Linked DNA regions of Homo sapiens: all the other regions are linked to region 2. Evidence: chromatin loops called from intact Hi-C (ENCODE). Cell type or tissue: HepG2. All regions are shown on one strand. Links, peaks and the distances in the headings refer to the core of each region. The heading gives the core; the rest is flanking DNA. Region 1 overlaps PTPRM (protein tyrosine phosphatase receptor type M). Region 2 overlaps PTPRM (protein tyrosine phosphatase receptor type M). Region 3 overlaps PTPRM (protein tyrosine phosphatase receptor type M).

The links. A loop is a pair of places that touch in the nucleus more often than their neighbours do. Peaks named below come from ENCODE experiments on the same cell type or tissue, not always from the same donor. Only the 100,000 strongest peaks of a DNase experiment are listed, where the experiment ranks them.
Region 1: a loop joins it to region 2, with 5 times the contacts of the local background. A loop is called at or near these places in 4 of 110 quality-filtered maps.
Region 3: a loop joins it to region 2, with 2.7 times the contacts of the local background. A loop is called at or near these places in 4 of 110 quality-filtered maps.

Annotation. Positions count from the first base shown.
Region 1 is chr18:7,570,559-7,580,690 of GRCh38, reverse strand. All of the region lies in intron 1 of PTPRM (protein tyrosine phosphatase receptor type M), which reads right to left. Among named protein-coding and RNA genes, the nearest start is that of PTPRM, 8.3 kb to the right of the region's middle. RefSeq lists an enhancer at 2,238-2,994. In HepG2, for the core only: a CTCF peak has its summit at 5,380 (motif pointing left); a DNase peak (open chromatin) is centred at 5,360; H3K4me3 peaks cover 1,201 bases.
Region 2 is chr18:7,917,531-7,927,662 of GRCh38, reverse strand. It overlaps PTPRM (protein tyrosine phosphatase receptor type M), which reads right to left. Exons shown (of 33, transcript NM_001105244.2): 5 at 980-1,095. Among named protein-coding and RNA genes, the nearest start is that of PTPRM, 360 kb to the right of the region's middle. In HepG2, for the core only: no CTCF peak of the experiment used is centred there; a DNase peak (open chromatin) is centred at 5,182; H3K4me3 peaks cover 368 bases.
Region 3 is chr18:7,800,125-7,810,256 of GRCh38, reverse strand. The region is part of intron 2 of PTPRM (protein tyrosine phosphatase receptor type M); the gene reads right to left. Among named protein-coding and RNA genes, the nearest start is that of PTPRM, 240 kb to the right of the region's middle. In HepG2, for the core only: no CTCF peak of the experiment used is centred there; DNase peaks (open chromatin) are centred at 5,886 and 6,116; H3K4me3 peaks cover 414 bases.

The sequences.
Region 1 (10,132 bases), core at 3,936-6,435, 350 kb after region 2:
CTCAGCCAAGCTTTTATTTGTAAATGGGGGGCAATAAGTTTGAGAATATCATACCCTCTCAGCACACTATTTAGCACATACTTAGTGCTCAATATATGGTTATCACTTATGACTATCAATGCTAAGCCCCTGAAATAAGGCTTACGTATATTATCAATATTTAAGAAGAAAGCCACAGGCCTTAACAGTCTAGTTGCTGAAGAGCCTTTGGCGTCACCTGTGAATGGTAGCTACATTCTCAAGTACAGAGAGAAAGAGTGAACTTCGCTTATGCTAAGTGCATAGCTTAGCAGATGAAGCCTATGGCAAATGTTCAAAGCATCTAAAATCTTGCAGACAGCCCTTCAACACCCACTTCTTGTTAGCAAGCAACCTCATGCTGTATCAGGCACTCTCTCAGATGGGACCCAGTGCTCTAGACATGTCTCCCATGCTCACCTATCAAAAATGACCCAATGATCCAAGTCTCATTCTCTTTTGCTGTGCCATCTGACAAACTAATCTGAACTAAGACATAAGCTGATGACAATCCTCATACTCTTTAAGATATTGGAGAGATCCTTGAATCAAATGTCATTTTACAAGGGAGAATCTAAAGATGTCAACTTATCGAGGTGACAGCTAGTTAGAGATGTCATATTTAAGATAACTTAATGAGCCACCTCTCCTAGAGACGACATTTTGACAAAGACCTTTCTTCCTTGGCCAAAATGATGAGCTAGTGGAAATTTCAAGTGCTTTAACAGACCAATATGCCCATTTTGAGGTTTGTGAGACTTTTTAAAACTACTGCAATCAAAGCACCAAGCTTTTGGTCCATCCTTATGGGGCACCTAAGACAAATCATTCCACAACGTTCACATGTTTCAATGAACATGAAGTAAAGGACTAAGTGCTGGAAAATAATCTTCCCAAAATACTTTGCAGATCATCTTGTCTCATGATCTTCCCTGAATGAGTCATCTCAAAATGCAGCTCAAATTGGCAAATTTAGAGATCTAAAATCATCTGTGTTCTGATTACTCCAAAATGTCTTTATTCTTTCACTATATTCTAAACATTCCAGAGTGATGCCACATTTACTAGAGGTCACCAAGTTGCAAGATATATACGAAGCAGATAAGTTTCTATAATGTAATTGTTTCATAACTCATTTTCTCTTCTAATGCTGAAAAGCCTCTGCTTTATAAAAGAAATGCTCTCTGGCCAATTATAGTTTGCTATGTAAAAATTCATGTATTAATAGTAATCCTCAGATGCTTTCTTAACACTCCTCATAGTAGATGTGATAAATTCAATACAAAGGCAGGGTCTCTGAGTCACTGTTACTTTCCTTCCAGTAGCTCTTCAACTTTAAAGAAGATCAAAATCATATGAGGTATTTCTTTCCAGTTTCTGACTCTGTAGGTCTGGTGGGGCCAGGAATCTGCATTTTTAACAAGTGCTTCAGGTGACTGTAATGCAGGTATCCAGGATGCAGGGCCTTCCATGGCACCGAGCAGTGCTGGCTTTTCATGATGCCAATTTTAACATGATTATTTTGCTAATTTCAGGGGGCTTTTTTCTTTTCAAACATAATGTTGGCCCTGTTTATAAAATCTAGACATACATAACCACATACACATACTTCTATGTCACTTATACAACCTCCCAGCACCACAACTATCAAAGCCTTGGACCCAGAAAGGGGATGTGTTAGTCTGAATCATGTGAAATTGCCAATATTCAACACTTTTTCACTTATGAAAGCACAGGGTTCCTATGCTTAAATCTGTAATCTGCATGAGGATGGGGGAACAGACTGATGGACCCGTCTTATTCTGACCACTAATTACACATGAAGCCCTATCACCCCAGGGGCCCCTGACATCACAGCATTGGTTCTCTGATTTAGTCTTTGCAATAACTCTGCAAGGAGGCTGGGCATTAGCAGCTCACGCCTGTAATCCCAGCACTTTGGGAGGCTGAGGTGGGAGGATCACTTGAACCCAGGTGTTTTGAGACCAGCCAAGGCAACAAAGCAAGACCTCTGTCTCTTAAAAAAAAAAAAAAAATTGGCCAGGCGCTGTGGCTCACGCCTGTAATCCCAGCACTTTGGGAGGCCAAGGTGGGCGGATCACGAGGTCAGGAGATCGAGACCATCCTGGCTAACACAGTGAAACCCCATCTCTACTAAAAATACAAAAAATTAGCCGGGCATGGTGGCGGGCGCCTATAGCCCCAGCTACTCGGGAGGCTGAGGCAGGAGAATGGCATGAACCTGGGAGGTGGAGCTTGCAGTGAGCCAAGATCACGCCATTGTACTCCAGCCTGGGCGACAGAGCAAGACTCCGTCTCAAAAAAAAAAAAAAAAAAAAATTAATTAGCCAGGCATGGTGATGCACCTATGCTCCCAACTACTCAGGAGGCTGAGGTGGGAGGATCGCTCGAGCCCAGGAGTTCAAGGCTGCAGTGAGCTATGATCATGCCACTTGCACTACAGCCTGGGTGACAAGAGTGAGACCCTGTCTAAAAATCATCATTATCATCATCATCATCATAATCATCATCATCATCCTGCAGGGTATTTTAAAATGAAATAACACACCCAAGGTCTCATGGCTACTTAGAGGTAGAAGGAGAACTCAATGCCAGGAAGACCTGATCCAACCAGAGGCTACTACTGCCCTTCTTTCAACAGCTCAGGGATCCCCATGGCTGATGTCACAGCCTCAGACCCCCACTGTGTCCTGTCCCTCTCTGACAAAGCATGCTGCACTCCAAACATACCAAGCATTCTCAACCAGCTGTCTCACAGGGGCCCCTGCCTACTGAGCAAGATTAGAAAGAAAAGCAGAGGCTCTTTAAAAAGTCACACATTTGGGATGAAAATGATGACAGACAGAGAGACGAGGGAGAACCTCCCTCACACACACACACACAGAACACAATGCCAATGAGAGCCAATGACCTGAACTCATGGTGGAAATTTTACACCACATTTGGTGTTCAAGACTTCAGAAGTTGAGGAAGTAGAAAACACAGTTTATGAGGTTGTTGTCAAAGTAGCCTCTTTTTATTAAGTTTTATCACTTGAGAGTATGATACACTGAATGAAAAAGGAACGAGAACATGCCTGCTGTAATGAAGATGAGCCTGATGTTATCATGATGCTGTCTGAGCTCTGTGTAGGTATAATTCATTTCATTCTATATCAGAAATAAAAGGCAGCAGAGATAATATATATTATTCCCTGTCATGGAATCTTCTTTCTGGTGATACCATGGTTCCTTTAATATACCAGTGACTAAATCAAATCCCCCTAGAGTACAGTCATGATAAATCTACTGCATAGTAAATTTCATTTTTTAGTGATCAGTATTATATCAAAATGCTACTTTATAGCAATAACTGATTTATACATTTTTATTATACACAATAAAACTACAGTCTTACTTTTATATATTTAATTAACAAAAGGTAATACTTTTTCCTTTAAATTTAGCAACTGTGTCTCTATACACCTATAAATTGCTAATGGCACCAGGCACTAAACACACAGCCTGGTTCTATTGTTAAGGTTATTGGAGATACCTAAGTCAAACTTGATAGGAAGTAGGAAAAAAAAAACAGCCTTAAGCATAAGTTATTTGATTTTTTTCTTCTCCAAGGGAGCTTCTTTAAATTGTTTCTTCATTCATTCAACAAATATTTATTGAGTGACTACTACATGCTAAAATTGTTAAGTAATCTGGTTTTACACATTATGAGTATGTTAAAAGGAATGCTTTAAACCACCTTATAATTGTATATCTAGATGGAACATCACACTGAGTCCATTTTAAGTTCATTTTAAGCATGTGCTTATTACATGATGTAAAGTACCTCAAGCTACTCAAACAGAGAAGAGAGAACAAATAGTATCCATCAAAAACAGGCTGGGCCAGGCAGAGTGGCTGACATCTGTAAACCCAGCACTTTGGGAGGCTGAAGACTACTTGAGCCCAGAAGTTTAAGACTAGCCTGGGCAATGTACCAAAACCCCATCTCTATCAATTTTTTTCTTTAATTAGCCGTGCATGGTGGCTTGTGCCTATGGACCCAGCTGCTCAGGAGGCTGAGGTGGGAGGACTGCTTGAGCCCAGGAAGTCGAAGCTACATTGAGCCATGATCAGTGATCCTGCCACTGCACTCCAGCCTGGATGACAGAGCAAGACGCCTTGAGAAAAAAAAATCAAAAAAACACAGACTATACAAAGGGTGTGGTCCAATTCCTTCTCACCCTCTGTCAAAGCCTACCTGTTACCTGTGAGCCCATTTTGATTCCATAGCTAGAAGCCAGGGAAAAGTAATGGGGCCTCAGACTCCCAGAGTAACCCACACTAATATGCACTCTTCTCATTGTATGCAATAAATCTGCTTTCTGCATATTGAATAGAAAGAGAGATTAAAATGAATATTCACCCATCTGAAAAACTGATGCTCTATAAGCTTTTATGCTTTGCAGCCCATAAAAAGTAAATGCTTTGCTTCTGCTTTGGCTGGTGCATGTTGAAATAAATCATTCTGTTAAACAGTGGCCTTTTCTTCAGAGGGAGATGCTAAAACCTTATCAGTTTTGACAAGTCTCTGACTCCTCTCCTCTCATTCATCTCTCCTGTATGTCCTGCAATCCTTGCTCTTTTAGCTTGCAAGGTCATTTCCAACCCCTGCTAGCCCCAGTTTCGAAAGGAAGCCACACAGCCATCTTCAATCAGATTCTCCACCCTGCCCTGACTTCTAACCCAAAGCCCAACACTTGCATTTCATATAAAGTTTTTGATGACTCATTAGTCTTCTGAGTTTTAAGCAGGAAAAATGGCTGAATCAGATTTCCAGGCAGATTTTCATGACTTCTTGAATTACATACCTAAACCCTCAGTGCTGTAGAAGTCACTCCTTGCAGACGTAAGAAAAGTACAGACAAGCCATGTCCTAAAGATGTTACACACCTACACAGAGCCATCCACACCACTGCTTTTTCTGGTCTACTACAAGAAGGCCCCAAAGGTTAACATGAACCCTTTACTTAGTTGGCAAATATATACTACTTCTTCCAGTTTTACCACTACATGTAGATTAGCAGCAACATATGACACAGCAGAAAAAAGAAAAAATTGAGTAAGACTGTAGCAGGTGAATCTAAAGTTGTCTCTGGATCAGTGCTGAATTTCAACAAACTACACTACAAGTAGCAGTGGAACTACAACTCCCACTAAAGAACTCAATTTTACAATAAAGACTTAGAGATGCACACGTAAGCGGATGAAAGTCCGCTCTCGTGCCTTTCTTTAGCTGTCCAGGAAGCCATCTATGGATGGGGCTGGACCTTGCTTGGCTCAGGCAGGGGGGTTAAGGGACGCAGCTACACCTAGTGATCAGCTGCGGATGGCAGCAGGAGCAACCGGCAGCAGGGAAGCACTCTTCAGCTGTTTCTCAGAAAGGCCGGCTACAAAGCGCTCAGGATCAATCTGTTAAAAGACATCATGATTATTTTTATTTACCTGGAGTGTTAAATGACAGAGATGCAATGGTTGTCTTTGAGGGTTCAGAGAAAAATTAGGCTCAATTTTAGGATACACATTGTCAGTACTTTAAATAAATGTCCAAGAAAAATCTTCATTATTTTTTTCTGTTTTTTGAGACGGAGTCTCGCTCTGTCGCCCAGACTGGAGTGCAGTGGCGCGATCTCGGCTCACTGCAAGCTCCGCCTCCCGGGTTCACGCCATTCTCCTGCCTCAGCTTCCGGAGTAGCTGGGACTACAGGCGCCCACCAACACGCCCGGCTAATTTTTTTGTATTTTTAGTAGAAACGGGGTTTCACCACGTTAGCCAGGATGGTCTCCGTCTCCTGACCTCGTGATCCACCTGCCTCGGCCTCCCAAAGTATTGGGATTACAGGCGTGAGCCACCGCGCCTGGCCGAAAAACCTTTATTTTCTTTCTATTTGGAATTTGAGTTTATTGCCAAAGGCAAAGTTTCACAATTCCACATTACAATTCCAAATCTTACATCTACTAACTTCCAGTTCTCTCCTGAGAAAGTCCCTGTTTCTTTCCATTTTAGTAGATTTTGAAATTTTAATAAATGAATAACTTCTCAAAGTGTGGTAACTATACCTGCTTTATCCTTGCCCATTACCATCCACAAAGGGGCCGTACAAATGTAAGTGCTCAATAAATATTTATTTGAATTAAATATTTCAATAAGAATTATTAATAAGCACTATTAAATATTCTAATAAGCACACTGGGCTGCATGCTTATTATAACAAGCCAACAAATATCTCCTATACAAAATATCAACCCAGGGAAATTTCCAATGGCTAACCATTACAACAAAATTTAATTGTTACATCGTGGTAAGTAAAAACATAGGAAACTTTTTTATTCATTTGAGTTTTACAACTGGCTGGATTTAGTCTCTTCCCCAGTGTCTGGCCAGAGACAACACGATCACATCACCATGTTGGTAATACCGGCCGTATTAATCAAGAGGCTAAGCAGTGAATGAATGGATGTGATATTTTTACCCCCAGTTCTCTTTCAGCTCTTGTCAAGGGAGGCTGATAGGGCAGGCAGAAGATCTCAGTTCTTTTAGAACAAGGGTTCTCCAATCTCAGGTCACATCAGAATCCCATGGGGGGCTTGTTCTAACACAGATTGCCGGGCCTCATCCCCAGGGTTGCGGATTCAGGGTCAGAGGGTTGCAAGTCTAACAACTTTCAATGTAATGCTGATGCTGCTGGCTCAAGGACAACACTTTAAAAACTCCTCTTTCAGGGCCAGGCGTGGTGGCTCATGCCTGTAATCCCAGCACTTTGGGAGGTGGAAGCAGGAGGATCACCTGAGGTCAGGAGTTCAAGACCAGCCATGGCCAACATGGTGAAACCCCGTCTCTACTAAAAATACAAAAATTAGCCAGGCGTGGTGGCAGGCACCTGTAATTCCAGCCACTCGGGAGGCTGAGGCAGGAGAATCGCTTGAACCCGGGAGGCAGAGGTTGTAGTGAGCCAATATCACTCAGTTGCACTCTAGCCTGGGGGACAAGAGCGAGACTTTGTCTCAAAAAAAACAAAACAAAACAAAACAAAACAAAACAAAAACCTCCTCTTTCAGGACAACGTTTCTTCAACTGTGGCTACAAACCCTGACCACCCAGGGATGCTGGGGGACCTCTGTCGTGGACATCAGAATCACCACAGCTGGGCCCCAGGAAGCAGCCTTTGAAAGGAGGCCTCCAGATGCTCCCCGTGGACAGCAGGTTTTGAGAAGCACAGATTAAAACCTAGCTCACCATCAACACTGGTGCAGTTTCCCAGGCCCTCCCCAGAGCCACCTAACGTCACTGAGGCAGGATGTCACTGTGATCTACCTGCACAACTGCCACTCTTCATGGCCCTCCTTCAACTTTCCATGTGTTTCTCCTTCATAGCTAAGAGGGCACAAGGGGAGTGACCCTCCCTTGCTAAGATCTCTAGAGCTTGTCACATCCCACACCTGAGTACACAACACTTCTCTTCTCATCCTGTTTTTGTCTTTTTCTCTCACATACTCCCAGACCCTTAATTATGCCCTGGCCTTGCCAGCCTCCTCACCAATGATGGGGGCACTACAGACTAGGAAGCTTGGTGACTAAATCTTTCCTCCTCTCCACCCAAGGCAGCCCAACTTATTTTTCTCTGCTGGGTTTTTCAGAGCTACAGTGTCAACTCAGGCTTTCTGATGACTAAACTGAAAACCACCGCGGTATTTTAGGAAGCAAAAAAGCAACATCCTCTTATAATGCAAGATTTACATTATTTTGTACCTTTTTAGAATGTTTGTGAGTTGGAAAGACATTAATAATTAAACCTTCCCTCGCTTATAAAATAAGCCTATTAACATGCATGTTATATTCATAAAGATAGTAAGCACACTAAAAAGTGAAACTATAGGAAAGTTGGTTTTCAAAGAGAAGAATCTCAGAACTAAAGTAAAATGCATGGTGGACATAACCCCTAAGAAAAATGTTTCACTGTTGAAAAGCATAAAACTCATTAAAATGCCTGATTCCCTAAATGAAAACTAAGCCTTGGGATATTTAGATAATACATGCTCATTCTAGAAACTTAATGAAATCTAAAACAAAAATTGAAAGAAAACAATATTTAATCTAATACATAGTTCCTCTACTGTATACAGCCTCACAATTCCTAGAATATATTACAATCCTTAGAGAATTATGAAAAATTTAAATAAAGGTATTGACTTTTCTAGAATTGTCACAGAATTGCTTAAATTCTGAAACCAACTTTTACCAAATCTAAAGGCTAGGCTATGCTTCATTTATAAAGAATTTATATAATCTGAAGACATAATTCAAATTACTTGTTCATTAAAGAAAATTCATTTTGAATTACCAAAATTATATACACACTTATCCATATATCACTACATGTCAATAGATTCTTTTCTTAAAATCTGTAAAAATAACCCTTTGAAAACATGAGAGACTAAAACCTATAATTTTCTAGATCGGAACAATTTATTATGCTCAAGCAATTCTTCTTTACATATACAGAACACTAAGAATGTTATAGTAATTTCTTAGCATATTTCTTTCATGCTCACTGATTTAAATTTGAAGTATTTTCTTCATTATCAATTTTCAATCTAGCGAAAGCACCTTGAAAATGTAAAATGCTATGACTATAGTTATCTGAAAAAGAAAAAATAAACTTAACTGCTAAACAAACATATTACCACTCTTTGCAAAGGGTGCTTTAAAATTCTGTATTTTGAAAAAATTTCAGATTTATAGAAGACTTGCAAAAACAATACAAACTGTGCAAGTACACCCTTCACCCAGCTTCCCCCTAATGTTAACATCTTACATTCACAGAGCAGAATTACCAAAGCTAAGAAATTAACATTGGTACCACACTACTAACTAAATTACAGGCTTTATTCAGATTTCAGCTGTTTTCCCACAAACATCCTTAAAATATTTTAAAAAATTAATTTCTCCACGAGTCCCAAATTCACAAGGTTATGTTAACATTTAATATATTTCAAATACCACTGTAGCTGAAACAAAGAGCTAAGTCTATATTTCTATTTCTGCAAACCAAAGCTTGCTTAGCAGAACTTAACACATCAAAACCATTATAAGGTAGAACTAAACACTTCATTGTATTATATAATATATGTTGCAACTTGGCTTTTAAGAAATTGGGTCAAAGAGGAACAACTTGCCAACTCGTTGGTTTCTCACCATGCAAAAGGGAATTTCCAACAAAGGTAAAATAATTTAACTTTCTTTCTCATGTCTTACTTATATACCATCTTACCAGTTATTTTTAGTGAACACTAAAGACCTAGAAGATATAAAGTGAACCTCCATTATTTTGCCTAACAAATTAGAAACGGTAATGATAAAAAACAATTTTTCAGCCTGGGCACGGTGGCTCATGTCTGTAATCCCAGCACTTTGGGAGGCCAAGGCAGGCAGATCACAAGGTCAAGAGATTGAGACCATCCTGGCCAACATGGTGAAAACCCGTCTCTACTAAAAATACAAAAATTAGCTGGCGGTGGTGGTGGTGCACACCTGTAGTTCCAGCTACTCGGGAGGCTGAGGCAGGAGAATCGCTCGAACCCGGGAGGTGGAGGTTGCAGTGAGCCAAGATCGTGCCACTGTACTCCAGCCTGGCGACAGAGCAAGACTCTATCTCCAAAAAAAAAAAAAAACCCACAATTTTGTAATGAAATCCATCATTATAAGTAAGCAATGTCATCACAGGCCCAAATCCTAATACTTTTCCAGTAAGTTTAGCATTCTATTTCTGATGTCTGGTATCCAAATCACATGTAGTCCACCTCCAGAAATGGTTAATTAACAATCTTAACAATTCCAAACCCATTCCAAAAGAGGACAGGAGAGCACTGCAGAAAGCAAAGGGCAGAGTGCCTTGTGTAGATAATGTCTGAGTTATACAAAAACCCTTGACTGATTATATTTATAAACCCTCATGATTAGTCCATTGGCCTAAAGAGAACCCAGTGTGGAAAAGGCAAGCCAAGTCTAACTTTTAACAATCACTTCTCTCCCTCCATTTTATTATATATTGGTC
Region 2 (10,132 bases), core at 4,243-6,742:
TCATAATTACACTGCGAGGCATGACAGGAGGTGGAGAGATGGCACGTGCAGAGACAAGGCCAGCACACATGATGGAGCGGAAGCCAGTGTGGAGCACAACCGCGTACACAGAAGGGTTAAAACCCGAAGGACAGTTCAACTCAGTAGCAAACTAAAAATAAATAGATAATACTTTAAAAAAAAAAACCCACACCCACACAAAACACGGAAAGATAAGGACAAAAAATCAACACCACTCAAGATGAAAAATGAGCAGCCTCCAGATTAATGCTTAAAAGAAAGAAACAAGAATGCAACTGGAGAATACCAAGGCAGGGCAAACCCCAAACCTAGAGCTTAAAGAAGTGGGTGGCATTCTGGTTAGAAGGGACAGGCAATTTACTCCCACTCATTCTGTCAGGATTCCTGAGAGCATGGATGTATCCACGCAACCCTCTGCCATGCAAAACACATATGGTGGAATTTGAATAATTACAAAACAAGTCACACAATTGATCACTACACCAAAGAAATATAATTTAAAAGCTCAAAAGTAAAATATGTATTATTAATTTCTAAGTTTAAGCTTACAGCTTGGAAATTCAAATGACAAAAAGGCCTATGAAGTGTTCTGTGGTGTGTATGTGTGTAAGAGAGAGAGAGAGAGAGAAAGAGACTCTTTAGATTTTTCTCAAGAGGAAGACTTAGGAGAAGAGTGCTATATTTTGTAATTTAATAAACTGCCATATAAGTAATTTGACAATCAGATCTTCCAAGCAAGATGACTAAGCATAAGCAAAGGAAAAAAAAAAGAAATTCACAAAAGGTGTTTAAACAAAAATAATTAGCTTTTATAGATTACTAAGTAATCTGGCTACTTATTAACAAAGAAGGAAACTCTTACACTAGGACCTGAGTCTGTTTCTCTGGGTTCCTCCTCCAGGGGGAGTGTATTCTTCCCGCTGGACTCTCATCAACTGATGAAAATGAGTTACTGTACCTGTAACCAGAGCCTGTCTCCTGCCACGGTCCTGCCGATGGCACTGCACTGGAAGGTAGCAAACTGGCCAGCATTAACTTCCACATTCTGAATCCGCAGGAAGTGAGGAGTCCTGGCTACATAAAGAAAAAGAATGAAAGATATTAAAAGTGGAGATTTGTAACTAATATATGTCTTCTTCAATCTATCTGAAATTTTTGGCCTTTCAATTTTGTTCACCTTGGGAAAAAAATAATGCTTTTGCTTATATAAGCTTTAAAGATTTAACTATAATTTTTAAAAAATCATAAAAGGTTTTAGTATGTTGTGTAAAAGAATAACAAAAAGCCAAGCATTCTGGAATAGAATGAAACAGAAAGGAGATATTTTATTGTTCCTGCTGTGCAAATTATCATAGCTCGGCAGTCTTCTTGTAATAACAGATCTGTATTAATAAAGATTATACTGAAACCTAATTGATGTTTTGAACAAAAACATATTAGATATTTATACCAGCAACATGAAAAGAACAGTAAGAAGTTAAATGATGTTGTCAAGGAAGCTTTTCAAGCCAAGTACACAGCTGTACATAATATATATTTTAATACAACTAACTGGTATGCAGCATTACTTATGTAATATTTTTCAGCTACCAAAAATACTACTCCTTTAGACACACTCTGTGAAATGATGCTGAGACTGCCATAGCATGGCAATGTTTGCTGATTCTTATTTCTAATTCAAGAACAAAGAAGGATTCCAAATGGTGAACACCATTGTCTCGTAATGTACATTGTCCATATGGGACAGCTGTTTAAATAAAGGATTATTCTATTTGGTATGAGAAGCACAGGCCAATTTCTGCATCACACTGAAAACAGGTGTCCAGGAACCAGGACGGTAAGTCAGGACTTAAATTTTATGAAAATTCTACTTTTAGGAAAACATTTCCTTATTATAACAATGATAGAGTGAAAGAGTAACAAAGCGGGAAGGGTGGGCACAGCAGAGTGCTTCCCACAGAAGAGGTGGGAAGCAAAGGGGATGATCATACTTTCTGGGAGAGACAGATAAATCTGGATAATAACCAGAATGCATCTGTCACGCCTTGCCAGCTTTTCCCCACTGCAAATGTGTCTTTAGCCATGTCTAGGCAGCTTCAAAAAAGGGTGCCCCACTACTGGGTAGCAAAAGATTACAAACTAGTGCTCATATTAGCCTGGGCAGAACGTAATTAGGAATGGAAGTTGAGTTACTACTTCAGAACAAAGAACAAAGAAAAACTTAATTTAATGTCAAAAACACACAGGAAAGCCCCATTATTAATTTGGAGGCCACTAATAATTCAGACAAAGTATTCATGATGCTCAGCATGCAAAATGTTCTAAATAACTTCCAACAAAGCAATATAACCATGGACCATTGTTTCTTAATACTAATATATTAACATACAACTCTATGATCTCTGCTTTTCACTGACTTAATCAAATTACCCCTTGCTCAAGAATAACATAATTATGTGTTTTTAAAAGATCTCTGTAAAAAGTCCCTAAATGAATTTCTCTTTTAGTCTTTGTTCCTGAAAAAGTCAAAGACCCATTGTTTTTAGAAAATGGAACAAGGTAACCTTTATTGGGTACTTATGTGCCAGAAACTTTTCCATTGAGTACTCACAAATGTTCTGTGAGGGAGATATTTTCTCCATTTCCAAGATGGGGAACACTTATGGGTACTTGGCTAGTAAGTGTAAGAAAAAGAACAAACTCCAGTATATCCAGTTCCAAACACCAGGCTCGGTTTACGAAGCCACAGTGCCTCTCCCCAGTCTTCCCACCATCTGTGCCTTTCCTTATCTCTTCATCCCACTTGCAGTGGCTCCCCTGGGTCTGCCTGCGGGAATTTTCAAGGCATTTCTCAAATGCTGTTCCTTCCATGAAGCTTCTGTAGATTCGCTCACCTTGTGGTTAGGCCTTCTCATATCACAACGGCCACAGCACTTGATGCAACAGAACTTGATGTTATTGCCTCACACACACCAGATACTCATTATCATCATTAAATTCATATTACTTACAATTATTAAAACCACACACCTATCCTTAAAGACTGTTCATTTTAGATTTCAATTTCTGTAGAATTCTACTCTCTCACTCTCATCTGATACTAATGAAATGTTACCATATAAAAAACTTTATAATCATTATAATTTTAGGTTTACCTACACCACAAGTCCCCAACATGAATAGAGTTCACTAAGAATTTTAAGATTTAACTCAATTAATAGGAATATATTAGAAGCCAAAAGCTGTTTCTTGTCAAGGAAATTTAAACAAATTTCTTCTAATAAATCTATTTTAGTACATGTGTCATTAACTGGAAACATTAAAAAAAATTCCCCAATGAAATAATTCTAAGCATACTCCCAAAGCTGTGCAAGCTGAAGCTGGATGACTTGATAAAACTTCAAAAGATTAATCACCACCACTGTGTGGGCCACTCAGAAAGCCCACTGGAATACCTGCCTCTTCCACATTCTGCTCCAGGGAGTAACCGTGGCTGTGACACTACTATCATCACTGAAGACGCTTCAAATCCAACACCCGGAAATCACAACTGGCTGCCTTCTGGACTCAGAATCTGAGTTTATAGTTTGCTCCAACCATTATTCTTTGGTTTCTTTTTGTTTCCTTGTTCTAATCTAAATTCGCTCTCTTTTATAGATCTCTTACCTTGCAATTTATAACACAAATGTCTCTGCGCAGCAATCAACCCACTTTCTTTTTTTGAAGGAACTTCTACATAGGGAAAATACGGGGACCCATTCAGATCCCCAGAGTTGGTATACAGATTATTTTAAAGTGAAAACATTTGAGCAAAAGAAGATGCAGAAAGAAATCTTATCTGAACTTCAAGTAGTTGACTAAAACAGAGCTTTCCCAGAAAAAATAGTTGCCATTAACTCCCCTGTAAGGGAGTTGTCTAATTCAGCTCCCAGGTAGACAAACTGCCTGTTGCCATTACCATCAAAAAGCCTGATAGAACTTTCTACATTTTCCCACTGAAGCCCTAAAACCACTCCCCAATCTTTTGTTAAATTTGGAATATAAACCTTTATCTCTGGTTATTTAGTGGGTTTTCCATTGCTGGGAACTCTGTCCTGTGAAAATAAACTTTGTCTTTTCTTCAATTAATCTGTCTCTTGTCAGTTAATCTGCAGGTCCCCAACCACTGGACCCAAATCAGAAAAGGAAAAGTTTTCCTTCCAATAATATCTCAGGACAATGCCTTGAAGCCTCATTCCACATGTTGACCAACCCCCGCCGCCTTCCATCTCCCTGTGGAGTGTTAAAGGCTGAAGTTATCTGGCACACTCAGAACAACAGGTTCTCTCCCTGGTGCTGGTCTCTCCAGTGGATTTCCCAGACACCTAATCCTGCTCTCCCCCAGCTACAGGTTACTACAGCAAGCTAGGTCTCTAACACAAGGTGTCTGGGTATGTAGCCATTTCTCAGGATAACTTGGGTTAAAGGGGTATTGCACTTGCGGCCACTATTCTAAATTTTACCCCGCTCAGTTAAGCTGGTCAGTTCTGAGCCTGTGCTGAAGGGTTGTTAAATATTTTCAGTAATGACTCCTGGTGTCTCGCAGCAGAATTATGCTACTAAAAGGCAGTGCTATTGGCACCCAGAAAGCAGAGGCTAGAGACACTGCTAAAATGTGCAGGATAGCCCCCACAACAAAAAATTAGCGGGTGCCAAAATCTCAATAGCACCAAGGTTAAGAAACCCTAATACATATCATACATAAACAAGTTTACGGAAACATCCCCCATTATTGAACACTGAGGTTTGTTTCCACTACATATAATGCTAAGATAAAAGTTTTCATAATTAAAACCTTTTTTTTATAAGTTAAACTATTAGAAATTACTAATTAAAAAATACATGCATTTTTGCCAGTTCTGAAATGGTGGCATAGAAGCAAGTTGGCTTCACTCACTCCCACAAAAAATAAATAAATATACAGCACAGAGATTATCACCAGCAATACCCAAGAACTCAAATATGAGGATGAGACTATTCCAGGAGCCAGAGACATGAAAAATTTCTGAGCAGAGGGAAGAAAACCAGACTTCAATATCTGTGAAACCCCAACCCCCAATCTGCCCAGCAGAAAGTAACCGGAAAATTTCCTCTGACTCATAATTTCTACATTGGAAAAAATGAGGTCAAAGTGGGTAAACAATTTCCCCACTATTGTGGATTGCCTGGCAGGAAATCTGTCCCTTCCCCAACCCAATGGAAACATCGAAAGTGCCTGAAGGGAGAAATATCCCTAAGGACAGAGAAAAAGGTACGGGGCAGCAGGACTGCCACCCCAGCATTAGAAACTTTCTCTGTAACTTGGCCAAAGGGATGCCAAATCAGAGTGGCTGTTAAGCAGCACCTCACTGTAGGAGAATTGTTCATCCTTTCTGCACAAACCCTTAGCCAGCCTTCCCACACTACTGGTATATCCCTTTTGGGACCTCTCAAATTCAGGGAAAGTAGCACTCTCATTGTTTACCATAACTGAGGCAAACTTTGGCTTAAGGTGTCATCTAGTGCCAAAAATTAGGCAGTAACCTAGCAGAGGAAAAAAAGGGAAATCAACAGGTAAATTACAAAGAAGCTCTAAGCAAAAATGTCCAATAAAAAACAAAACAAGCCAGACTGGGAAGACTGGAATAAATAACCAACCCTTCAATGCAAAGACATAGACATACATCCACAAGAAACAAAAACAAATGAGGAACCACAGCTTCTACAAATGGACAAAGCAAGGAACCAGTGACTGACTTGAACAAGATGGTGATATGTAAACTTTATAACCAAAAACTCAAAATAGCCATTTTAAGGAAATTCACTGATCTCTAAGAAGCCACAGAAAAGCAATTCAGAAACTTATCAGAGAAACAAACAAACAAAAAAAAACAGAAATCTTGAAACTAAGAAATACATTTGCTGAATTAAAAAATTCATTAGAGGCCGGGTGCGGTGGCTCACGCCTGTAATCCCAGCACTTTGAGAGGCCGAGGAGGGCAGATCATGAGGCCAGGAGTTAGAGACCATCCTGGCTAACACAGTGAAACCCTGTCTCTATTAAAAATACAAAAAATTAGATGGGCGTGGTGGCAGGCGCCTGTAGTCCCGGCTACTCAGGAGGCTGAGGCAGGAGAATGGCATGTACCCGGGAGGCAAAGCTTGCAGTGAGCCAAGGTTGCGCCACTGCACTCCAGCCTGGGCGACAGAGCAAGACTCTGTCTCAAAAAAAAAAAAAAAAATTCATTAGAGGCTCTTAACAACAGAATGGGTCAAGCAGAGGAAACAATCAGTGAATTTGAAGACAGCTATTTGAAAATTTACAGCCAGAGAGGCAAAAAGAAAAAAATGAAAAGGAAAAAGATTATCTACAAAATACTGAAAAATACCTCAAAATATCAAATTTAAGAATTATTGGTGCTCAAGAGGTAGTTGAGCAACAGCAAGGGGCAAAAAGCTTACCTATTACAGAAAACTTTCCAAAACATGAAAGAGATAAATATCCAGGGACAGAAAGTTCAGAGAACACCAAACAGATTCAACTCAAATAAGGCTACCCCAAAAGATATAATGATTAGACTCTCAAAGGTCAAAGACAAAGAGAGTATCCTAAAAGTAGCAAGAGAAAAGAAGCAAATAACATATAAAGGAATCAGGGTTCATATGGCAACAGAACTCAATGAAAACAGGAGTGTATAAGAAGACATTTTCAAAGTGTGGAAATTTTTTTTAAATTGCCATCCAAGAATACTGCAGCCACTAAAGCTATCCACAGAAAAATAAAGGTCAGATAAAGTCTTTCCCAGACAAACAAAAGTTGAGAAAATTCATCACTATTAGATCTATCTTACAAGAAAGGCTAAAGGGAATTCTTCAATCTGAAAGGAAAAAAACACTAATGTGCAACAAGAAAACATGTAAAAGTATATAAAACCCACGGATAATATTAATATACAGACAAATCCAGAATATTCTAACACTGCAGCTGTGGTGTGCAATCTATTCGTAAGTATTGTGAAGCCCAAAAGACAAATCTATCAAAAACAGTAATAGGTATGGTAACCTGTTAAGAGATAGGCCGTATAAAAACACGCAAACTGAAACAACATAAATTCAAAATGTGAGGGGGATGGAGTTAAAGCATAAAAGCATTTTTTTCATTTTTCTGTCCTTTTATTTGTCATCAAAGATAAGTTGTCATCTCTTTAAGATAACTTATATCTATAAGATATGTTTTATAAGCCTAATTGTAACAACAATGCAAAAACCTATAATAGATTCATTACATATGAAAAACAACAAATTAAAACACGTGACCAGAGAAAATCATTTAACTACAAAGTAGTAAGAAAGGAAGAAAGAGAAGAGCTACAAAACAACCAGAAATTAAGCAACAAAATGGCAGTAGTAAGTCTTTACTTAATAATGACATTGAATGTAAATGGAGCAAATTATCCAATTAAAAGGCATAGAGAGGCTGAACATATAAAAAACCAAGACACAATTAAATTCTTCCTACAAGAAATCCACCTCAACTATAAAGGCACTCACATAGGTAAGACAAAGTGAAGTGGGTAGAAAAAGATACTCCATCTAACTGGAAAACAAAAAAAGAGGAGGAGTATCTATGTTTATTTCAGATAAAATAGGGTGCAAATCAAAGACTGTAAAAACAAAAATGGTAATTATATAATGATAAAGGGATTGGTTAAGAGGATAAAACAATTATAAATATTATACACCCAACACCAGAGCTCCCAAGTATATAAAGCAAACATAGATCTAAAGAGAGAGATAAACTGTAATACAGTCATAGCAGGGAACATCAACAGACCAATCATTCAGACAGAAAGTCAACAAAGAAACATTAAAGTTAAACTACACGCTACACCAAATAGTCATAACTGACGTCTATAGAACATTTCACCCAAATGCTATGGAATACACTTTCTTTTCATTAGTACATACAAAATTATCCAGAACAGAACATATCTTAGGCCAGAAAACAGGTCTCAACAAATTTAAAAAAGTAGAAATAATATGAAGTATCTTTTCTGACCTCAATGGAATAAAACTAGAAATCAGTAACAAAAGGAACCTCAGTAAATACGCAAATACGTGGAAATTTAAAAACATGCTAGTGAACAACCAATCGAAGAAATTAAGAGGAAAATCCCATAGGTTTAGGTATGTTGTATTTCTGTTATGATTTGTTTCAATAATTTTTAAAATGACAATACTACTCAAAAATTACAAATTCAATGGAATCCCTATCAAAATATCAATGCCATTCTTAACAGAAATAGAAAATATAATGCTAAAATTTATATGGAACCAGAAAATATTCCAAATAGCCAAAGCAAGCCTGAGCAAAAAGAAAAAAGCTGGAGGCATCATATACTACCTGATTTCAAAATGTAGTATAAAGCTTTAGTAACCAAAACAGCATGGTACCAGCATAAAAACAGACACATAGATCAATGCAACAGAACAGAGAACCCAGTAATAAATCTACGCATTTGTAGCCAACTTGTCTTTGACAAAGGTGCTAAGAGTATACAACGAAGAAAGGACAGTCTCTTCAATAACTGCTGCTGGGAAAACAGGAGAACAATATGCAGAAAAAGGAAACTAGCCTCCTCTGTTTCGACATCTACAGAAGTCAAATCAAAATAGACCCAAAGATTTAAATCTAGGACCTGAAGCTATGAAACTACTAAAAGAAAACACTGGTGAAACATTCCAGAACATTGGTCTGGGCAAAGAATTTTTGTGTAAGACCTCAAGAGCAACCAAAACAAAAACAGACAAATGGGACTACATTAAGCTAAAAAGCTTCTACACAGCAAAGGAAACAATCAACAAAGTGAAGGGAGCCCATGGAATGGGAGAAAATACTTGCAAACTATCCATTTGACAGAGGACTAATCATCAGAATATACAAGAAGCTCAAATAACTCAAGCAAAAATACAAATAGTCCAATTTAAAACTGGACATTCAAGTAGCTGTCTTCAGATTCACTGATTCTTTCCTCTGCTTGACCCATTCTGTTGTTAAGTAAGAGCCTCTAATTAATTTTCTCATAAGACATGAAAATTGCCAACAGGTACAGGAAAAAAAATGTTCAACCTCACTAATCATCAGAGAAATGCAAGTCAAAACAAAAATGAGCTATCACATTACTCCACTTATGATGGCTTTTATCAAAATGACAGGGAGTAACGGATACTGGTGAGCATGTGGAGAAAGGGGAACCCTTGTACAGTGTTGGTGGGAATATAAATTAGTACAGCCCCTATGAAAAACTGCATTGAGGTTTCTCAAAAACTAAACATAGAACTACCATAAGATCCAGCAATTCCACTACTTGGTATATATCCAAAAGAAAGGAAATCAATATATCAAAAAGATATCTGCACTCCTATGTTTATTGCAGCACTATTCATAATTGCCAAAATATGGAGTCATCCTAAGTGTCCATCAATAAATAAGTAAATAAAGAAAATGTAATACACATACACACACACACACACACACACACACAAACACACAAGAACACAATATCTCATATTACATTATGGAATATTATTCAGCCACAAAAAAGCATGAAATCCTGTCATTTGCAGCAACAAGGATGGTACTGGAAGGCCTTATGTTAAGTGAAATAAGCCAAGCACAGAAAAACAAATAGAACATATTCTCACTCTTATGTTGGAGCTAAAATAGTGGATCTCATGAAGATAGAGAGTAGATTAATGGTTACCAAAGGCTGGGATGGATAGGGGGAGTGGGGGTGCAGAATTAAGAGCAGTTGATTAATGGGTACAAATATACACTTATTAGAAATAAAACTTAGTGCTTGAAGATCAACAGGGTGACCACAGTTTGCAAAATCTACTGTATATTTCAAAATATCTAGAAGATAGTAACAATTCAAATTTTTCTAGCATAAAGACAATAGTTAAGGTGATGGATATCCCAGTTACACTGCTTCCATTTTTACAAATTGTATACATGTATTAAATTATCACATGTACCCCCAAATATGCACTTATATTATGTATCAATAAAAAAGTATATATTTTTTTAGAC
Region 3 (10,132 bases), core at 4,597-7,096, 120 kb after region 2:
TTCATTCATATCTCAAGCTCAACATGCCAAAGGGCAGTTCCCAGGGCCTAGAGGAACAAGGACTAGAGCTCGAGAAAGGTGGTGGGGGCGGTGACAAAGGCAGCGGGTAGGTGCGAGGGGTGTTTGGCTACTGCAGATCCCTAAGCTGGGTATTTCTGATTCCAGCTGGCTCTCTCATTGCCTCTCCCCCAACCCCACCTCCAGGTTCCACCTGCCTCCTATTATTCCAAACTCACCAAGTCCCACAGAAGCTCAGGAATAATCACTCTCTCTGGACAATCTGTTGTCAAAGAATGTAATATTGCAGATATTCCCTGAAACAGGAACACACCTAGAGGTTTTCTTCAGAATTTTATAGTTCCTATCCCTTAAGGCACTTGTGTCTTCTGTTCCCAACCCTTTTTAATCCTCTCATTCTTTCCTCCCTAGTCTACCATCACCCTCCCCTTATCATCTTAAACTCAAAGGGAAGATAAACATCACAGGAAGGGATCTAGTAAAACATCACTGTAACACCGAAAGGGGCTCAGGTATCCAGAGCATTTAATCACAACAGGGTGGGTGTTGGGGCAGAGGATGAGCTTACGGTAGGAAATGCAGAGAAAGGAGGCGCTGGGCCCTCAGGCCAGGAGCTGAGGCCAGGAGGAGAGGTCATGGTAACACAGGAGGGGCAGTGGCCACGTGGAGGACCGAGGAGCTACAGAGGCAGAGTTATCCCCTCCCCTGCACCCTGTCTTGGAAAGGGCAACACATGACAGTGCACCTGGGCTGGAGAAGAAGGGGTGTGAGTGCGGTGGTCTAGGGGAGAAGAGCGGTCCCAGCAGCTGACCATGGAAGGGGTAGGAAAGGGAAACCTACATGACCGTGAACTTGCTGAGGGCTTCCTGTGTGCCTGGTGACCCTTTAAATCTCGCTTCCTGAACTAACTCATGGAGCCCTACTCATGAGCTAGGTGCTGTTATTTGCAGATGGAAAATAGAGCACAGAGAAGCAGAGCAATTCGGCCAAGCCCTGGAGAGAGAGCTTCACTCTCTTGCCTGCCGCCTCCTACCGGCATCCTGGAAAACACCAGGTGATGAAGGGGGCTGATGAGAGAGAAAGCCAGGCTAGAAGCCTCATGGGAACACCCACCAGCTCCAGGGACTGAGATTGAATCCTTAGCCTCCTCAAGTCTCAGGGTCCTTAACTGTCACATGTGGGTAATGACTGCTGAGAATTAAATTCATGGGGAAAACCTCCCAGGGCGTCTGACTTAGAGCAGGTACTCCATAATCAGCAGCTGTTATTACTGTTGTTGTTAAAATCTGGAAGTCTGTATTGCTTATGTTTCTTCCAATGAGGAATGTGCTACAAATCAGATGTGAACATCTTATACTCACTGCAAATTCACGTTGAATATTATAGAATATTAGAGTCACACATTGAAGGAAACTCAGGAGACAGTTATAATACCAATAAGCTAATAAAATGTTCTCTATTCTAACACATTTGTCATTTCTTATATTTAGAGTTTAACTTCCTATCCAACCCATCAAAAACTTTCCTCAAGATTAGCTGAGATCTTTTGATTTTGCATATGTAACTTCAACAGTTCAACCTCAGTCCTTTGTCAAACAATAAGATTGAGCACAACAGAAAAAAATCTGAAGTATGTCACCAAATTCAGGCTCATTTCCTATGACTTGAATCCAGTGAAGAATTAAAAATTAGGACAACTCTTTGCTTTAATCCTCACAAAGGCAGAGTTTCTGTAAGAAAGGCAGGCTATGTTTTCCACATGCAGTGAGGTTCATCCATTTAAATTAAGAAGACACAGATTTCATCCCAGAAATTACTGGGTGGAATCTCACAGTAAATAAGTTCTATTTTCCCCACTGTTAAGACCAAATCTAACTCGCCTCTACATGGATGGAGGGGGGCCTCCTAGACCAGCACCCCCACCCTGCTTCTCCTCTGTGCCCTCAGCCACCTCCACCTCCGTCTGCACCACTTCATCACATGGCTCTAATTATCCAAGGGAGTGCCAGAAAACACGGAAAGGGAAAATTGAATTCCATGCTGTCAATCTTGTTTCTAGTTCACAGATTTGATGAAATAGAGATGAACAAAGAAATATTGGCAAACACACGGTTTGGAGACTGCCTATAATACAATCCCTGAAGCTCCATCCATCGCTCACAACCACCAGGGTTCAGTGTGTTATGAATATGCATAAGACGCAGGGACACAGGAACACTCGTCTTCCTTGGACAGCAGGAAAGATATGCTACTTTATCTCTGGAGTGAGAAAAAAAGAGCCACGAATCCGAGGAGTAAAAAATAAAAGGTTATGTTTGTACCTGCAGGGTAAATTATGGGGGGCAAAACCTACACCCATTTAACCAACGGTAACATTACATAGACTCTACCCACACTGCGTCAATTATTATGAAGTCAAAAATCGCATATATTCAAATATTACTTAGATGTAATTCTTCAACCACATAAACGTCAGCAATACGACACAGGCACACATCACGTCATGATCCTAGTCTTAGCCAATTATGCTATGTTTATCTTTCATTTCTCAACAGAGTGGTGCACTTGTTTTTTCACTTGGGGGCTTCCAAAAATCACTTAGATGACAACAACAACAAAAAGAAATGCAGGCAATCACATGAGTGGCACAGACACACCTTCTTTTCTAGCTGCCTTTTTGATATTTAAGTAACTTTAATTAGACATCCAGAAATCCCTTATTGTGGGACACACAACATGGGCGGGAGGTGGTGGGGGTTGGATAAATAGAAGAACTTGTGGATGGGGCAAGAACAAGCTTCTTAAAAACCTATGCGTATCAGCTGTTTTTAATTTAAAGCAACCACTAAAGTGTCAAAGAACAGCTGAATATCCTGCATTTTAATAAACTTTAGTCAAGTTAGCTTACAGGAAGTTTACTGTTTCTGCCTTCTGTATTTGCTGACCATGTTCCATGGCAGTGTAAGAAGAGTCTTTCCTGGAAGAGACATGGTAGTAAACATCTCATCACAAATCTACTCTATATCAGCACTACAAGAAAACACATTCAACACTTCCAACTTTGAAAACTGAAATCCGTGAAAAAGCGTGAACACTTGGAAGCAGACCCAGGTCTAGCATAGGAGAAAAATCTAGGATACAAAATGAAAATTGCTTATTTCATGATGAGCACCACTGCCCAAAGCAAGACTCTCAAAAAAAGCACTGCCCAGGTGCCACAGATGAAGGAGATACTACCTGTAGCTACCCCAAAGGGAGGTGGGAAAGGCAGAGGGCCACAAACCTCTGGCACAGAACACAATGCAGTCAGGGAAAATGGGAAAAAGAAAAAGAAAACAAAGTTTTGTCTTCCAAAAAGCAACCTTCTTCCCATAGGTTCTCCCTTCCATCACTAGCACAATTTTAGGCTTTTGCATCATCTTACCAGCTGGTGTATTACCCTGTTCTTTGTAAACAAAGATTATAAATTCACCTCCACATTACAAAGGCAACTAAAATAAGGTCATCTAAATTTAAAGAGAAAGGGGGAAAATAAATGAAGAATGTCCTTACCACCAGCAGTGCCTGCGCTCCACAGAGCGGCCAGAGTCTCTGGCCACAGCCCAGCACTGCACTGCACAAAATAATACAGAATGTGGTTGTGGCTCCATCTTTCCAAGACAATGATGCCCTTTTTGCTCATAAATCAGTCAATTGATTTTTTAAAATTTTTCATTGCTATATTTTAATTTGTAGACTCCCCTTTCCCCAAATTAGTCTGTGATTAATTTTAATGCCCTTATTGTTCCTTGCAGGTTGTGGTCCTTTAGTGTTTATTATCTGTAATTGATTAATCTTGTTTCTGTGTCTGCTGACTAGCTATCACCCAGTGGATTTTCTAATATGCTTGCAATATTTGTCTGTGAGCTCATAATAATTCAGAATCCTTTATCCTCGTGGAAGTCCCTTGAGTAACCTGGGTTGTGGAGACATCCCTGATGAGGTCATATGGGGTGTCTGAATTTGCAGACCAAATTTGACATTAGTTCCTGAGCTTGGTTCTTCCACACAATGAAAATTTGGCTCATCAAACAGAAAAGGGAAAGCTAGGGCCCAGTTTCCACTGTGGGTTCAGTTCAGAGTATGTCCAGTGGGAGTGCCCTGCCCAAGTCTCAGCCCACTTCTGGTATGCCACTAGGCTGGCAGCCTGCAGCCTCTGCTTAAAACTGTAGACCCCACTACACAGATCTTCTCAAGTTATTCCCCTTGCCATTCAATGCTGTGGCCTCCCTCTTCATTTCTGACACCTGAAGAATTCCCTTTCTTGATTTTAAGCTTGAGTACGTATTCTTAAAATACTTTTAACATTACAAATATGGTATGTTTTTCTAGTCTTTGATTTAGGATTGAAGGGTGCTATCCATTTTAACTGATTCTGCCATTCTGAAAAAAAGACAGCCTCCTCAACCTCAAAACTCCCTTTTATCATCTTCATAGTAAATTTACTAAGCATTTACCTTTTATAAAGATTAGTACTCAGTTCTGTATACACTTCGTACAGGAAAGTATAAACCATGTCTTCTGCCCTCCAAGAAGTTACAGTCCAGACTAAAAGATAAGACAGCTGCACACAGAACAAGTAAGTATTGAGTAAATAATACAATCACCAAGGGTTAATACTTGAGAAAAATTGCTTCTCAACCTACTGTCAAAAGAAGGAGTGGGAATATAAAGCTCAACTCTCAAAACGCTTCAAGCTTTAATAGTGTTTTAGAAAGTTTTTTTATCTCAGTTGTACCAAGATGGAAGTGAAAGAGCTCATAAACAGAAGCACAGCAGGTTATTGAAGAGGTTCAGAAATCTTATAAGGCACTAAATAGTTGGTAGCAATCATTCTGGAAAGAAATGGGTAGAAACTGCTAGAGAAGAAATGATGAGCTGTGGTGAGAGTGTGAACGTGGGATGTCAGCACAGCAGAGACATCAGAGATAATGAGGGCGGTTTAAGAGATGTTAAGTTCACAAAACTGTTATGTGAAAAACAAAGCTGGAAATGGAAGTAGAAAAATGTGTCAGGTTTGGAGATGTGCTTCAAGTCATCTGCAGAGATGTGTTGGTGAAGGCTGAGTAGTAAACAGCAGCACCTCTGAGAAGAAGAGGATAAAGACGAAGAGTGACTTCAAGTGCTTCTGTCACTTTTAACATAAATAAAGCCAATCAGGGAAATAACCACACTCGAATATATTTTCCATTGGCTCAATCTGAAATTGTACCCTTAAAAGAAAAGAGATGCCCCATTTACAAACATTAAGGCACAAATGACAGAAATGCTGGGAGCAGAATGTCATTACGTACTCAATGTCTAAAGAACATGGGATGATTCTAATGAACATCTGTATTTTAATGAAGATAATGTGATGGAAAAGCATTTACTGGAAGTGAGATTAAATCTGCTGACAAAGACTGAAAGAGACAGTCAGTTGCTCAAGGGAAGAAAGTGATCTAAAATAAAAGCATGATTTTCTTTCATTATTATATAAAGTTTAATTAAATATTTCCACTTTCGAAGTCAGGCAAATGATGTCAATTACCAAAAGCCTTTGTGCTGATTTTAAATGAAAATTTGACAGAACATAGACATGTACATCTTAAGATTTCAAATCCAGGCCCATCTGTAGAGAACAATCAGAGAACAGCAATAATATGATAGGTTTTTAGATCCATACTAATAACATATGACAAAGAAATTTACACAGTGGCCCCATTTAAACAGTTTTAATTGAATTTTGGTTACAAAGCTCAGAGCCCGGCTCTCAAAACATACTGCTATTTACAGAAGCAAGCTTTCGGAGTTGCCTGAATAGCAGGGTAGTCAACTATTAACTCCGGCCTGCCCAAGATCACATCTCCCTGGCCACAGTGACTGGCTCAGAAATGAACACACAACTCAAGGTGGTCTAGTGAGACTCAACTCCAGGACTTCTACTTGAACTACTGCCAGCCCACCCCCCTCAGTGTTGGGGTGTGTGATCCAGGAGGGTAACAGCCCACAGCTGTTGCTGACATCTTAGCTCCACAAGGGAAGAGTCCACCCCAACCGATGATGAAGTCAATGCAGAGGAGAGCAGCAATGGCATCATTTGAGCCTCTGGACTCTGCTATACCTAAGGGAGTACCTTTGGAATTTTCACTTACATAAACCAGTAAATCCTCTTGTGTAAGTTTAGGCTCACCTGGGTATTCACCAGATGAAAGAGTCTTCATCCAAATATTGATCAATATCTTGAACAGCCTGTAATCAAATTCTTTTCAGAATTGCTTTTTTGATCTTCTGCCTACACATACAGACATTCTTTTTTTTCTTTACTATCTCAGATTTCGGGTTAAGCTCCGATAATTCTAAGTTAATTAGCTTCAATTTATAGTCAGTGAAGTAGGCATGTGTTGTCCGTGAAGAGCCTCCAAATGCAGGTAGAGGAAGTTTTCAATAACTCAAATCTAATTACATTAATATCATTCTTTAACAGCCCCTCATTTTCCTTAGAATGAAATTCAATCACATTTTTACCTGGCTTCCTTCTTCAGCCCCTTCTCTTCTCATCTCCTTCCCCATGGGCTAACCTTCAGCCATGCTAAATTTATTTCAGCTCTACATACATACTTTGTTCTTTTGTCTGCTGTAGTATGCAGAATAATAGCAGCCCCAATGATGTCCGTGTCTTAATCCCCAGAATGCATGAGGATGTTAAATTACATGGAAAGAGGGAATTAAAGTTGCTCAGCAGCTGACCTGGAGATGGGGAGATTATCCAGGTGGGCTCCACATAATCACAAGAGTCCTTACAAGTGGAAGAACAAGGCAAGAGGCTAGGGTTAGGGATTTAAAGATGTCCAGCTCCTGGCTTTGAAGATAAAGAAGCACAACCCAAGGACAGCAAGCAGCCTTTGTAAGCTGGAAAAAGTAAGGAAACTGACTCTCCCTGAGAGCCTCCAGAAGCAATGCAGCCCTGCCAACCTCCTGAGTTTAGCCCAGTGAGATGCATTTGGGGGTTTCTAGTCTCTAGAACAGTAAGATAAGAAGTTTTTTCTTAATATAAGCTACAAAGTGTGTGGTAACTTGTTACAACAGCAATAACCTGCCAATATATTTATCTAGAACATTCTTCCTTTCCCCATCCTCCCACCATAAATGCTTACAGTTCTGGTGGTCTCAGATTGGATACTACCCCCTTTCTGAAGCATTGTATGACCACCCATGTTAGGTTCCCCTCTTCCATGCTTCCGTAACACTCTGTATTACCCAGCATTGACATCCCATAATTCTAACTGCCATTATACAATTAGAATTATTTGTCTATATCCCCAGTAAACTGTAACTTCCCTGAGTTTTTTTACATTTGAGTATATTCTACACAGCAGAGTGCATGAAACATAACAGTTTTTCAATAATCATTTGTTGAGTGAATGATGTTATCAATGACTGAATCAAAGAATCAATAAAAAGATGTCATACTTTCTGTAGAAATGAAATATACTAGCTTTCTTATTGCAGGAAAAAAATCAATTTACTAGGAAATCGGATTCCAAAGTGACATAATCGCTTGTTCAGATTTATCTAGGAGTCTTTCCAAATTGCAATACAGCGTTAAATACTACACATTTGTAATAACGGCAGTGGGCTGTCATATTAAAGTATCAGAAAACAGGGCAGAAATAAACTACATTTCCCTTAAATGCTGATGCCAACGAGTATCTGGTGTCCTCTGTCACCAGGGCTCCCCTCTGTCCCCATGTCTCAGTGGTAATCCTCCATGAACAAACCCCATCCAACCCTCTGGAGTTCCAACAACCTTGCCTAGGTGATGTGGCATCATCTTTACCGTCCTCTGCCCTTAACTTTGAAAGCTCTGAAATCATTTACTGGGTGAAATAAATAAAACAATTCCCTGACCCAGTAGTGGCCCCTTGGAAAGAGAGAGCACATTTACTCCTTTCTTTAGGGACACAGGAGGCAGCAGCGGGACCCTGAGCAAACAGAGTCAGAAGGTGAAACAGGCTGAGTGGACTGCCCAAGGTGATGATCCTCAGGAAACAAGTGGCAAGTGAAGCTTAGCAGCTGCGGCAAACTGGAAAAGGTCGGTGAGAACCTCAGAGAAGGGAGAGGGGAGAAGGAGAAAGTTCTTCTGCCCAAAGGCTGCTATCCCTAAGAGAAGGAAGGACATAGGATATTTCTAAATGTACTTTCTCCACTATACTCTCCAATATAGTAAGCACTAGCTACATCTGCCTATCTAAATTTAAAATTTATTAATTAAAACTTCAGTTCCTCAGTGATGCTAGCCAGGTTTCATGTTCAATGGTCATATGCACCTAGTGGCTACCATACTGGACAGCACAAATATACAATCATGCACCACACAACAGCATTTCAGCCAATGATGGACTACATGTACAAGGATGGTCCCATAAGACTTTAAGGGAGCTGAAAAATTCCTATCGCCTAGTGACACTACAGTCATCCTATCATAGTGCAACGCAGTGCTCATGTGTTAGTGTTGCTGCTAGTGTAAAAAGCCTTCCGTGCTGCGAGTCATGTAAAAATACAGAACATGCATCATGTACAGTACATAATACTTGATAAAGGTAATAAATGACTATGTTACTGGTTTATGAATTTGCTATACTATACTTTTGTTGTTATTTTAGAGTGTACTCCTTCTACATATGAAAAAAAAAGTGAAACAGCCTCAGGTAGGTCCATCGGGAGGTGTCCAGAAGAAGGCACTGTTATCCTAGGAGATGACAGCTCTATGCATGTTACTGCCTCTGAAGACCTTCCAGTGAGTGGGACAAGATGTGGAGGTTGAAGACAGTGATATATCAGTGACCAATTCTAGGCCTAGGGTAAGATGTTTGGTCTTACTTTTTAACAAAAATGTTTAAAAAGTAAAGAAAAAAATCAATAAATTTTTAAAAATTGAAAAAGGCTTATAGAATAAGTATATAAAGAAAATATTTTTATACAGCTGTATGTTTGTGTTTTAAGCTAAGTGTTATTACAAAAGTCAAAGTTTTTTTAAAAATTATAAATTTATAAAATAACAGTACAGTAGGCTAAGGTTAATTTATTATTGAAGAAAATATTTTTAAATAAATTTAATGCAGCCTAAGTGCACAGTGTTTATAAAATCCACAGTAGTGTCAAGTAATGTCCTAGACCTTCCCATTCACTCACCACTCACTCACTGACCCATCCAGAGCAACTTCCAATCCTGCAAGCTCCATTCATTGTAAGTGCCCTATACAGCTGTGCCGTTTTTATCTTGCATGCCATATTTTCTAAGTCTTCTATGCCATCATATGTTTAGATACGTTAATACTTATCATTGTGTTGCAATTACCTACAGTATTCAGTACAGTAACATGCTGTACAGGTTTGTAACCCAGGAGCAATAGGGTATACCATACAGCCAACATGTCTTATAGGCTCTACTATCTAGGTTTGTGTAAGTACACTTTATCATCTTTGCACAAGGATAGAACTGCCTGAACAATGCATTTCTCAGAATGTATCCCTGCTATTAAAAGACACATGACTATATGACCAACTGTAACCTTTAAATTGGATAACTAAGATTTGGATTACTTCTTTGAAAATTCTTATTCAATTATTTGATTTGTCCATTACATGATACTCCAACCTGTCAAACTGGGTGCCTTAAATTAATAAGACAACTTGCTTTCTGTTATTTTGTATTGCATGTGATGGCTACAAATACACTTTGAAACTTATTTACTATATTCTCTGATGCATCTGACCTTGCCCTCAGCCACTCCCTTTAGAGTAGTAAGAGCTTACCATTGCCCCCAGTATCATGCACAAGGTTCCATTGCATTGGAGGAAAAACATGAATTTATAAACAAAAGACTGATAAACATATTTTCAGTCATTTCTCAGAACATATCCCTGTGGTTAAGCAATGCATGGCTGTTAATATTTCCACCATGACCAAAAATGACATTGGGCAGCGCTGTAATAGATTTAGTGTATGCTTTGGCGCTCACCTGGCTATTTAACGTAAGTGCTATCAACTGAAGGGGGGGATTTAATGTTTCCAATGTTCATACTAGTAATA